Linked DNA regions of Homo sapiens: region 2 is linked to region 1. Evidence: chromatin loops called from intact Hi-C (ENCODE). Cell type or tissue: heart right ventricle. All regions are shown on one strand. Links, peaks and the distances in the headings refer to the core of each region. The heading gives the core; the rest is flanking DNA. Region 1 has its middle 9.4 kb from the start of CEP295. Region 2 has its middle 24 kb from the start of SMCO4.

What was found. Peaks named below come from ENCODE experiments on the same cell type or tissue, not always from the same donor. Only the 100,000 strongest peaks of a DNase experiment are listed, where the experiment ranks them.
Region 2: it touches region 1 in a loop (2.1-fold over the local background); 3 of 110 quality-filtered maps call a loop at or near these places.

Annotation. Positions count from the first base shown.
Region 1 is chr11:93,650,817-93,653,736 of GRCh38, reverse strand. No RefSeq gene overlaps it. Among named protein-coding and RNA genes, the nearest start is that of CEP295, 9.4 kb to the left of the region's middle. In heart right ventricle, for the core only: CTCF peaks have their summits at 1,277 and 1,479 (motif pointing right); no DNase peak of the experiment used is centred there; H3K27me3 peaks cover 1,215 bases.
Region 2 is chr11:93,566,019-93,568,938 of GRCh38, reverse strand. No RefSeq gene overlaps it. Among named protein-coding and RNA genes, the nearest start is that of SMCO4, 24 kb to the right of the region's middle. In heart right ventricle, for the core only: no CTCF peak of the experiment used is centred there; a DNase peak (open chromatin) is centred at 1,278; H3K27ac peaks cover 1,260 bases.

The sequences.
Region 1 (2,920 bases), core at 192-2,691:
CCCGGAGGCCCCTCCAGCATGTTCCATCTCCCTCACACCATGTCTGTGGGTTCCACATTTGGGCTCATGTTGACCTTTCTCCGTTAGATAAAGCCCTTATCCTACTTCTTTGAAATCTCATCTCCAGTAATACTTAGCAAGTTTCAAGCTTCTATTCTGCCCCTGCCTTTTCCCCCACTTTCTTTTTCTCTACCCTCCCATCTTTGCTCCTAAGACTTCACTATTGGGATTTCACTTTTGGGATTTTCCCCAAGCTCTCTGATAGGGATCTATGCATCCTGCACATTCTCTCCTCAGCTTTATTAAAGAGCTAAGGGCTTCACAATCTAATGTCATCAAGCCGCCAGGCCCAGGTCAGAAGAGGTGTGTACCTTTTCAGTAAATGTCCCTCTTTCACCTTCAACCCTAGTCACGGCACGCCAATCTCAGGAAGACCTAAATAACAAACAAAACCATACACATTTCACTGAGAGCAGAATTACCACCATCATGCCCATTCTACAGATGACAAAATTCACGCTCAGAAAGGCTAAATAGCTTGCCTGTTATTACTCATCTTGTCAACCACAAGAGGAGCACTCAATCCCTGGTCTTTTGACTCAAAATCTAAGGGTCTTTTTGCCAGCACAAATGCATACTAACATGTTAAAAAGAGTCACCTTTTGGGCTAGGAAATTTTGCATTCCTTTCCTTCAAGAACGGTAGGTTCCAGGCCAGGCATAGTGGCTCACATCTGTAATCCCAGCACTTTGGGAAGCCAAGGCAGGCAGATCACTTGAGCTCAGGAGTTTGAGACCCGCCTGGGCAACATAGTGAAACCTTATCTCTACTAACAATAAAAAAAAAATTAGCTGGGTGTGGTGGCATGTGCCTGTGGTCCCAATTACTCAAGAGGCTGAGACGGGAGGATCACTGGAGCCCAGGAGATAGATGCTGAAGTGAGCCATGATCACGCCACTGCACGGCAACTTTTTGAGACCCTGTCTCAAAAAAAAAAAAAAAAAAAGCTATGTTCTAGTTTTATGACATCCATCTCTGTTCTAAGGTATGACTCCTAGATAAACATTTATGATTTTTGAGGGAGCAGGGAAAGCATTTTTGGCACCTGTGCCTTCTGCTCCTCACCCCTGAGATAGCCACAGGCCCCCTTGATGACTCACCTTTATGGCTAGCCTCTCATGGCCTCTCCTGACCCTCATCTACTCTGCATCTCGTCCTTCAGGCTAGCTAGTTCAGGCTGAAGGATTCAGTTAGACTACTCTTCCTAGGCGCATGTTTGCATTTTAAGAAAGACATTCAAAGCCTTAACATAAGGAAGCAAGCAATGGGCCAGTTTAGGCACTGTCCTGCCTTTACATGGTAGTGACAAGGCCGGTAGTAGGAGATGCGGCAAATATCTCAAATGAATCCTTTATGGGTATTTTCTTGCAATTCCAGTTGGAAAAAAAGTGACAGAAATTATAATGTCTGCCACTAGGGGGCGGATTAGCCAAATTTTGGAATATTTGTGGGCGAGTGAGAAGACTCAGAAATTTTTTCTTTTCCTATTCTCACAAATTCCCCTGCATCAGACAAGAGGAGAACAGCATCACCAGAAATAGGAAAAAGCAAAGGCAGCAGCATTGCTACTGGCAAGAGCAGGGTCCCCCATTGTCATCCTCTCGAAATGTGTTAGTGCACGAGGGTAGCACACCCAGGTAACAACAGCCTGGTATTCAGTACCTGTTACGTGCCAGGCACTGTGCTAGGCACTTTACCTACATTGTCTTCCTTGACCCACACAGCAATCTTCTGAGGCAGATTTTTCAAATCATTATTTTACGGGTGAAGGAATAGGCTTGTGAAGGTTAAATACATTGCTCGAAAGCAAGCAGCTAATACGTGGCAGAGTTGGGATTTGTATTGCTGTTTGTGGGGAGTGGTAGATAGGTTAAGGAGGAAGTCTTGAAAGGACTTGATATTAAGTCACCATTCAAAGCCTCTAACAGAGCTTCAGCGAGAGGCACTGCCTGCCTTAGGCAGTGGCTCTAAGGAGAGAAAAGAGTTTTAAGCATATTATATGTGTCTATTGTAAAAAATAATATGGAATATCATAAAGAAGAAAGCAGAAACTATCTTCGAATCTTATGTAGATAAAGCACTTTTAATCATTTTTAGTCAGGACTTGACTATGCTGGTTTTTGTTTTGTTTCGTTTTGCTTTTTATTGTGCATGCATTACCATGTAAATAAATATAGAATCTTCACTAACAGTTTTAATGATTATGTTTTGTTGTTTTGTACTTAAACCCCTTAAATTGCTTACCCAGTACCTGCTGATAAACTTTTTATTAATTTTCAGGTTTTTTACCACTATAAACAATTGTGTAATAAATTCTTTGTGTTTGCTTCTTTCCAAGGTATCTTCTCTTTTATTTATTAGATCTCATCCTATCTCCCTTAATCAAACAGTTGTCCCTGTTTTTCCTTTGCCATTTTTCCTCTCTGTGCTATACTGTTTCTTTAGCAAACAGATATGAGATAATAACGCCCATCTCGTTAAAAAAAATCTTCTTTGGGCCGGGCATAGTAGCTCACACCTGTAATCCCAACACTTTGGGAGGCTGAGGCGAGCAGATCATTTGAGGCCAGGAGTTTGAGACCAGCCTGGCCAACATGGTGAAATCCCATCCCTACTAAAAAAAACACAAAAATTAGCTGTGTGGTTGTGCATGCCTGTAATTCCAGCTACCTGGGAGGCTGAGGCAGGAGAATTGCTTGACCCCAGGAGGCAGAGATTGCAGTGAGCCGAGACTGCGCCACTGCACTCCAGCCTGGGCAACAGAATGAGACTACATCTTTTAAAAAAAATTTTTTTCTTTGATATCACTCCACCTCCAACTCCAGCCCATTTTCTTGTTTCCTTAGACACCTGGAATGCT
Region 2 (2,920 bases), core at 288-2,787, 85 kb after region 1:
TTTGGGCTGGAATTGACACCATTACCCCCTTATCTCAGTCCAAAGGCTGAAGTTCCAATGTACACTAAATTACACCACTGGCTTTCTTGGTTCTCCAGCTTATAGATGTCGGGTTGTGGGACTTCTCAGCCTCCATAATCACATAAGCCAATTCCTATAAATTTCCTATATGTGTCCTATATATAGGATAGCTCTCTATATATCCTGGAGAATCCTAAATAGTACAATCATCGTAAGTTAAAATACTTAAATTTTCTATTAGAAAGTTTGATAAATGAATGAATGAAATGCCTGTTATATTTGTACTCAGTAGAGCTAAAGAATGAAAAGAGGTAACGATATATATAACTGATCAGAAGTTTTGGGAATAACAATGTTACTGGCAAATACTCAAAACCAAATACAAGTGTTCACTGAGAGCTTCCTGTATTTCAGGTGCTCCTCTTAGTATTTTACATGAATAATTTTATTTGTGCTTCATGAAAACTCCATTTATCCCATTTTTACAGATGAGGCAACTGAGGCACAGAGAGGTTATATAACTTACTCTAGGTTACCTATTAGTAAGTGTTGTGGCTGTGATTCCAACCCAGGCAATCAGACTTTATCACTTGGACTTCAATACCATGATATTCTGTCTCCTTATAGTAAAGATAAAATATACAATAAATTCTAATTTAAATGAATATGTTATGTAAATAGAAAGAAGAAACAATGGACAATTGACAGGAAGGGCAACGGGTTGCATCATTGAACTAGATTTGGGGCAACCTTAGAAAGGAGTCCCATAATCATATTCATTTTTATGTAAAAATGTCATGCTCTAGAAATGTGTCAGCATTTGAGTGCAGTTGAAGAATTTGATGTGTCAAGGGTTGAGCACCTTGGCACATCACCTTTACTTTCTGCTGGGCTTCTCTTGTTTGGTTTTCTGAAGTGCAACATACTTTTGTTAGTTTGGAAAGGGTGGGTGAGGGATGGGACTGAGGGGAAGAATGATGGTTTGGCTCTGAGCCTTGTTTTCAGCATTTTGAATTCATGGTATTGCAAAGACAGCAAGGGAAAACTACTGGGTGGGCACCATATTCCAGCTGGAGTAGGGGTGACAGGCCAGACAGGCAGCGTTAGCTTGCTTGACACTACTTGGGTGGAGCCTAGGCTAATGAATCACTCACTCCGTAAAGCAGCCACTGCTTCCTTGCTGTGCACCAGCTCCATGGTGCAGGCCAAAATCCAGCTCTGGCAATGAGCCTGTGCAGAATATAGTAAAACAAGAGGTCACATTTTCCCAGAGCTTCGCTGCCAAAACGTGGCAAGTGCCCAGCTGAAATTGGCAGTAGTGGACACCCAAACCTCCCTCCAGCCAAAAGCAGAGAAGCTGGCTTCTTGGAGATGGTTCAGCCACAGCCATGCCCTGGGTCATTCCCAAGCCAACACTTCACAGCAGGGCCCCAGGAGGACCCGCCAAGGTCCTGGTGTCACAGCAGGGGCTGCCAATGTGAGTTGCTCTTTTGACGACCGGAGACCTCCCAGCTGGGTTGAGGCTAAGCCTCCGAGATTCACAGGATGCCAAATCACACAGGCCTTCCGTCTTCTCATTATTAATCTTGTTTCTTATTAACCCAAACAAATATTCTGGCCTTGGCTCCAGTGTTATTCAGGACAAAAATGATATCCTTTTTGGGATTCAAATTGATAGCATTTTCTTTGTTTCAGGTGCTGTCCCTAAGCTCTTTTTCTGAATTATCTGTCTCTCACAAGCACCCTTTGCAGGAAAAGACATGAAAGTGAAGAGAGATGAAGTAACTCACCGAAGAGCACACAGTGAGCACACACATTGAGAGTCCAGGTTAACTCCAAAGTCTAAGAGCTTTCACCACATATTGGTATCTCTGTCTTGTGACGGTTGTGAAAAGAATTATTATTTAAGTATTCATGTCTCTATTTTCTTCCCAAATGGTTTCTATTAGGTTGGTGCAGAAGTAATGGTTTTGCCATTACTTTCAGTGGCAAAACCCACAATTACTTCAATAGTTTCTTGAGGGAAAGGACCTGGCTCTAAAATAAATTAATGCCAACCTGGCTCTAAAATAAATAAATCAATAAATAGAGTCACCCAGGCGGGAATGCAGTGGTGTGGGACCATTTCCACTGCAGTGTTTCCATAGTATTCATTCATGCATTTGGGAAATATTTATTGAGCACTTATTATGTGCCAGGGATTATGCCAAGCATTTGCCAATAAAAAGGCAAAAAGTCACTGGGCCCGCTCTTTGGGAGCTAATAATCCTATGCAGGGTAATACCCAGGGAAGTCAATGAGTTATTACAAAATAACAAGGTTGACCCCACATAGGGTATGCAATTCTAGCAGTTCTTACCAGCTATTTATAGACTATTCACATATTTTATGTATTTATCTTGTATTTTATTCTAAATGCAATTAACAAGAGTATTCTCATAAAAATAGTTAAATTAATCCAATGGTGGTGTGGCATAATAAGAAATATGTATTTGGTCTTTGCCCAGGGTTTCTGACACACAGCTCCCATATCCCTTGGAACCTCTGGAGTGATAGGAACATCTCTTGTTCTAATGAGATAACTCTTGGTAGGCTCTTGGATGGGGGTAGTCACCAGAAAGACCAAACCTTGATAAGCAGCCTGAAATTTTCAGCCCCAAACCCTAACCTCTGGGAAGGGGGAGAGAGGTTCCCTATATGATGAAACCTCCATAAAAACTCCTAAACTTTGGGATTTGGAGAGCTTCCACGTTGGTGAGCATGTTGAGGTGCTGGGAGGGTCGTGCTTCTAGAGAGAGTATGGAAACTCTACCTGCTACCCTTCCTTTTTTGCTCCTCTGCATCTCCCATTTGGCTGCTTCTGAGTTGTATCCTTTATAATAAACTGATAAATGTAAGT